Linked DNA regions of Homo sapiens: region 1 is linked to region 2. A link is a loop called in an ENCODE intact Hi-C map of the cell type or tissue named here. Cell type or tissue: heart left ventricle. All regions are shown on one strand. Links, peaks and the distances in the headings refer to the core of each region. The heading gives the core; the rest is flanking DNA. Region 1 overlaps ULK4 (unc-51 like kinase 4). Region 2 has its middle 36 kb from the start of CCK.

Region 1 (2,816 bases), core at 6-2,505, 340 kb after region 2:
ATTTTAATTTTTTCTTTTCTTTACACTTAAATTTCTTATTCTAGTTCCAATTGCTAATCCAGCATTTGCGGATAGCTCCAAACTGGGATATGTAAGTAACGTTTATATTTTAAAAATTATTTTTCATGACTTTATTAAGTAGTTACAGAGCACATATTTATCAAAAGCAGAGTCCTAAATAATTATCATAAATTATTCTGATGTAATGATGACTCTACTCATAGGCAATTTTTATGGGCATTCCAATGATAAATTTTAGAATATTAAAAATAGCCCTTCTCCTAATATTACAAATACAATTCTGGGATTATCTAAGGTACTCCTGGAAACTTTATTAACTGTTATTGTTTTTTTATTTTCTTAGAGACAAGGTCTCTCACTATGTTGCACAGGCTGGTTTTGAACTCCTGGGCTCAAGTGATTCTCCCATCTCTGACTCCCAAAGTGTTAGGATTACAGGTGTGAGCCACTGTGCCTGGCTAACTGTTACTGTTTTGAGTATTGATTATAAAATACTTAAACCCTGATCCCTGTGTATTAATTTAGTTATACTTCCTCGAAGTTTCCCTTGGCCACCCTTATCTTTCCCTCATGTAGCACATAGCTTCCCTAGATGTTATTTACAATCTAATGGGATTATGATTTATAAACTCCCGATGGAAGGAAGTGTCCTTGCTTTTTACAGAAGCAACATACCAGGTGGAGAGCACAGTAGATCAAGTGTTAGAAGGCTCTGGGTTCTGTTTGCCAATAAGACTTGGCCAAATGATTATCTTTTTCTCAATCTCTGCTTCCTGGGGACTGTGGGTGGGACAAGGAAATGGCATAGGTTTAGGATTCAGACAGACCTGGGTGTGGATCAAAGATCAGCTTTCTGGGCCAAGTACTTTAATTGCTGAGCCTCAGTTTCCTCATCTGTAAAATTGGGATGGGATAACTGCTTCATAGATTTTTGGTAATTATTCAACTTTGAATGAGGTAAATATATGAGATACCTTGTATAGTGCCTGATTCTTAGTGGGTATTTCATTTACAATGGGGTTGGGGTTGTAGAAGTTGTAGTTATTATCATCAAGCTTGCTTATCTCATGATTGTTAGGACAGGCACATGAAAAAATGGAGGCGAAAGGATTTTGTGGATTGTGGCACTGGTATGATAATAATTATTCTTCTATGTTGGTGAAATATGGGTGAACCAATAGAAGTTTAGAAAATGCTTAATAATAAGGGTAGTTCTTACTATACATCTTCTAATGTTACTCTCCCAAAGTAAAATCTGGTAATAAAAAGTAGGATTTTTAGGTAATGGTTGAGTATTTAATACTTTGAGAAGGCTCATGGTATGCTCATTAAAAATGAATCAATGAAATACTTATTTAAACACCTTTATTTAAAATGTGTTATATCCTTGAATGGGGTGCCCCCTGCTGACATTTTAAAACAGACATTCCAGATCATTTCCAAGTACAGTCATCCTTCTGTATCAGCCCGGAGATTGGTTTTAGTATCCCCTTGGATACCAAAATTCACACATACTGTTTTTTTCCCCCACTTTTAAAAATTGAAGTTTGATTGTAAAACAGTTTTAATTTGAATAAAGTGATACTGAGGTAGACAAGTTCTCTGGTAGGAATCCTCTTTTATTCTTTCTCCATTCAAAGCCACTTCCAGCGACGTTTTCTCTGACCTCAGGTTATATTACCTTGACAGCATATGATAAAGGGTCCTTAACTTAGTCTGGGAGATAATTATTATTGACGTAGATATATTTATTCTTTAGTTTTGTTTTGTATATAAAAAATTAGAATCACATGATATAATTTTATGTTTGTTTTCCCCTGTAACATATATATTACGTATTGTAAATGTTATTATTAACATTTAAAAATAAAATACATAATACTTAAGATAAACTTTTTATATGTTGTGAATATCTGATCATTTTATTTACTATTTTTGGATAGTATTATAATGTTGTAAATAATATTTTGATGAACATTTTTGAGAATAAATCTTTGTGCCTGCTTTTTCTTTTTCTCTTTAGGGAAGATTTGTAGAATTAGAACAGATGGATAGAAGGCAGTAAATATTTTTGTGACTTCTGAAAAATTGCTGAAATACTCTTAAAAAAATTGTATCAATATATAATCCCAGTCAATGTGTTTAAAATGCCTTTTGTTAGAACTTCCAACATTGAGTATTTATCAAATTGTATATCCTTTTATCCTTGCCAGTCAACTTTGAGGTATAATTCACATATAGTAATAGTGTAATACTGTAATTTAAAAAATTTGTTAATTGTAAATTATGCATAATTTAAAATATTCCATTTTAGCCATTTTTATGTATATAATGGCATTTAGTTCATTCTCATTGTTGTATAACCATCACCACTATTCATTTCCAAAACTTTTTCATCATCTTAAACAGAAGCTCTTTACCCATTAAACAGTAACTTCCCCTTTCCTTCCCCAGTCCTGGTAACCTATACTCTACTTATTCTATCTTTGTGAATTTGCTTATGGTGAGTACCTCATATTGCTACTGAAATATCAAGGGGTTTGGTTTAAGTCCTGTTGCTCACAGCACAGAAAGCCAATCACGGAGACAATGAGTGTTGCTAGGGAAGAAGGCTTCAATTGGGTGCTGCAGCTAAGGAGATGGGAGATCAGTCTCAAATTTGTCTCCTCAACTGACTAAAACCAGGGATGTATTTAGCAGGGAAGAAATATAACCATGTATGGGAAAACAGGAATCAAGGAAGGGTGAGGAAGAGGAATTGGTCAACAGGAAGCAGGTAGTTGGTTAGGCAATTG
Region 2 (2,816 bases), core at 246-2,745:
TGAGCCAGGCAACTCCACTTTCTTTGGTGGGTCACTTCCACAGTTTCTGCAGAACTCTGGAACAGCTAAACACACAGTACAATTTCTTCTCCAGTCATAGGCTAGTGGCCCAAGGGTGGCAAAGGCCACCATTGGCTGGAAATCATGCAAACAGGAGAGTCGGGGTCCAAGGCTACTGCTGCTACTCTGGTCCTTAGTGTCACAGGTGACTTAATAGAGGCCCCAGGGAGGACTATGAGTTTATGCAATTGAGGTGTGGGAGAACAATACATCACTGTTCTTTCTTTTTTGAAAAGAAGTACTTAAGCCTTTGCCTGTCACTTGAGAATCTCCTCTATCAATGGTCCCCACTGCTACCAGCTGCCTGGCCCTTGGAAACCCTGCTGGATTCTGCCCTTCCCTGCTCTTGGGGGGCCCTAGGTTCCCTCTCTTACTTTTTTCCCCTGAATCTTGTCACATCGATGTACAGGCATTGCTGAGCCTCAGCGCTGCTGGTCCTGGAGGCTGCTGGTCTAAGCTAAAGGCCTGGATTTCTCTCACTGGTTTTCAATTCTTTGGGACTTCAGAGCAGGATCAGCCTGAACTTTGGGCATTTGGCATGGTGAATGCCCAAGTACTGCCAAGCAAACATTTCCTTTAACCCTGGATTCAGTCATCGTGCTGTGGCTTTATAGAACTTAGGAACTACAGGCTAAAGTAGTACGGAGGAAAGGCTCTTACTTTCGGATGTTTTCAGAAAAAAAAAGCAAAGAAAACATTTTCTAAAAAGAAGATGCATTAGAAAGGAGCGGGTTGATTTCATAAGGTGGGAAGCACTCTAATACAGAATACGTTTTGTAAACTTTTTAAAAATGTCTTTCTACTTCCTGGTGCAGCAGGATGATAGGCAAGGTGGCCTCCTCCTCATTCTATGATTAATTTCTTCACTTGCACCCCAAGCCTGTGCACACGCTGTCCTCTTGTTCTGGAATGCCTCCCTCCAGTTCCCCTGGAGAACTGAGACCATGCTCATGCCTTCTTCAAGTGGCTTCTGAGACCCCAAGCAGAGGGACTCCCTCCACTGTCATCATGACCACTTCTGCTGCCTGCGCAGACGGAGCCCCTTTCAAGGGCTGGGACTGTGTCGGTTCCTCTCTGGATTCCCAGAGCAGCATGGAACTGAGTCACACTGAGGGAGGACTCAGGACATCTTGAGACGAAGAGTGGGACGGAGGAACCCAGGCTCAGGAGGGAAGACTCCTCCACCTAAGGAGTCCTTGGGGATCTGGCATGGCACCCCTACCCACCCGCCTTTCCCCCCTCCACCACCCCCCCGCCCTCCGCCAACCACAGCAGCCCCGAGAATCCACTGAAGCTCCAGAAGGGACGTCAGACTCCTGGTCCCAAGGAGGGGCTCTGGAATGTGAGGGGCCAGGCCTTCTTCCTGGCCATTTCCTCTCAACTTGCACCCCAGAAACAAGCACTCTGTTTACAGTGAGGATGTTGGGGGTTCCAGGAGGCAGAGTTGCCCGCCCTGAACTACTTTCCAGGGAAAAGCAAACCCATCTGATCTTGTGATTGGATTAGGGCGGTTTCTTCAGGTCTTTTGCTGTCTCCAAGTGCCCTCTGCTGGCTACAGAAAAAGAATTCCTTTTAGGATATGATGTTTTTGAGCCGTGAGCTCAGATGCACAAAAAATTTCATTTTTTTCTAAATCTCGACTTAATCCCTATTATAAGCTCTCAATTGACTCAGGTAATTCAGCATGACTTTCTTCCTCCACCAACTTCTCCCCAGGTGGCATCTAGGTTCTGGGTGCTGGCACTGGCCAGAGCTGCGGGGGAGGCTGGTGTCCACTTCCTTTGTCCTGTTGGCAAGGCTCTTCAGGACATACCTGCCTCTCTGCTCCCAGGCAGTGTGTGGAATGATTCCCACATCTGTCTGGGGCCAGGTACTTCAGGATCTCCTGGGACTTCTCCACTGAGACGTATCTGCTGGCACTTCTACTTCCTCACTGCCCCATGTGGTCCCTGCCCTGTGATGGGGTGAGTTGCTGGGGAGGGGCTCTGGAACATCCTTACTTCCCCAGGACCCCTGCCAAATGAGCTCATCTGTCCTTGGAGCCCCAAACTCATCAGGGGCTTCTCCTATAACCTTGGATGTGGCCCACAGATGGGGAAAGGACAAAGGCTCCCACACCGGTTGAACGCTGGCATCCCTTCCAACTCCCACGGCCTGGAGAATCTGCATGAAGTCCTTGTCCTTTGTGTTTGGCAAGCAGGAGTAGCACAGGAGGAGTAAGCAGTAAAAAGAGAAACTGTTTCACCAACTTGATGATTTAAAAATTTTTAAATATATATATATATATATATTTTTTTAAAGAGAGAGAGAGAAAAACTGGCTCCACAAGTTTCCTTCTAAATCTTTTGGTCTCACACCAAAACATGTACTCAGCTTTGTCCTTCCTTCCTTTCATGTTTGAAAACCAGGAATTTTATTATCTTTGTTTTCTGGTCTCACCAAATGCCTCTTTGACAACTTCTCCCTTAGGCCATGACGTCCTCTTTTGAACTTCCTGGGCTGGGAGAAGGGCTTGGGATACACATGAAGAAATTCGGCATAGAACAGGGACGATGCACCAAACCACCTTGAACATCCTCCCGTCACACATGAGACAGAAGAATGCCTTCTAGGGTTTACAAAACATCTATCAGTAGAGGGCATTAGAGGGCTTCCCATCTTTTGAGATGAACTCTTTTTGCTCCCACACCTTTTTATTATTTAAGTTTATTCTTTACTTTTTCCGAAAACACTTCAAAGTGACTTGCAGACACCAA

The links. Hi-C counts contacts between places; a loop is a spot of excess contacts. Peaks named below come from ENCODE experiments on the same cell type or tissue, not always from the same donor. Only the 100,000 strongest peaks of a DNase experiment are listed, where the experiment ranks them.
Region 1: it touches region 2 in a loop (4-fold over the local background); 20 of 110 quality-filtered maps call a loop at or near these places.

What each region holds. Positions count from the first base shown.
Region 1 is chr3:41,892,793-41,895,608 of GRCh38, reverse strand. ULK4 (unc-51 like kinase 4) reads left to right here. Exons shown (of 37, transcript NM_017886.4): 16 at 45-91. Among named protein-coding and RNA genes, the nearest start is that of ULK4, 68 kb to the left of the region's middle. In heart left ventricle, for the core only: a CTCF peak has its summit at 1,418 (motif pointing left); no DNase peak of the experiment used is centred there.
Region 2 is chr3:42,228,829-42,231,644 of GRCh38, reverse strand. No RefSeq gene overlaps it. Among named protein-coding and RNA genes, the nearest start is that of CCK, 36 kb to the left of the region's middle. In heart left ventricle, for the core only: a CTCF peak has its summit at 1,608 (motif pointing left); no DNase peak of the experiment used is centred there.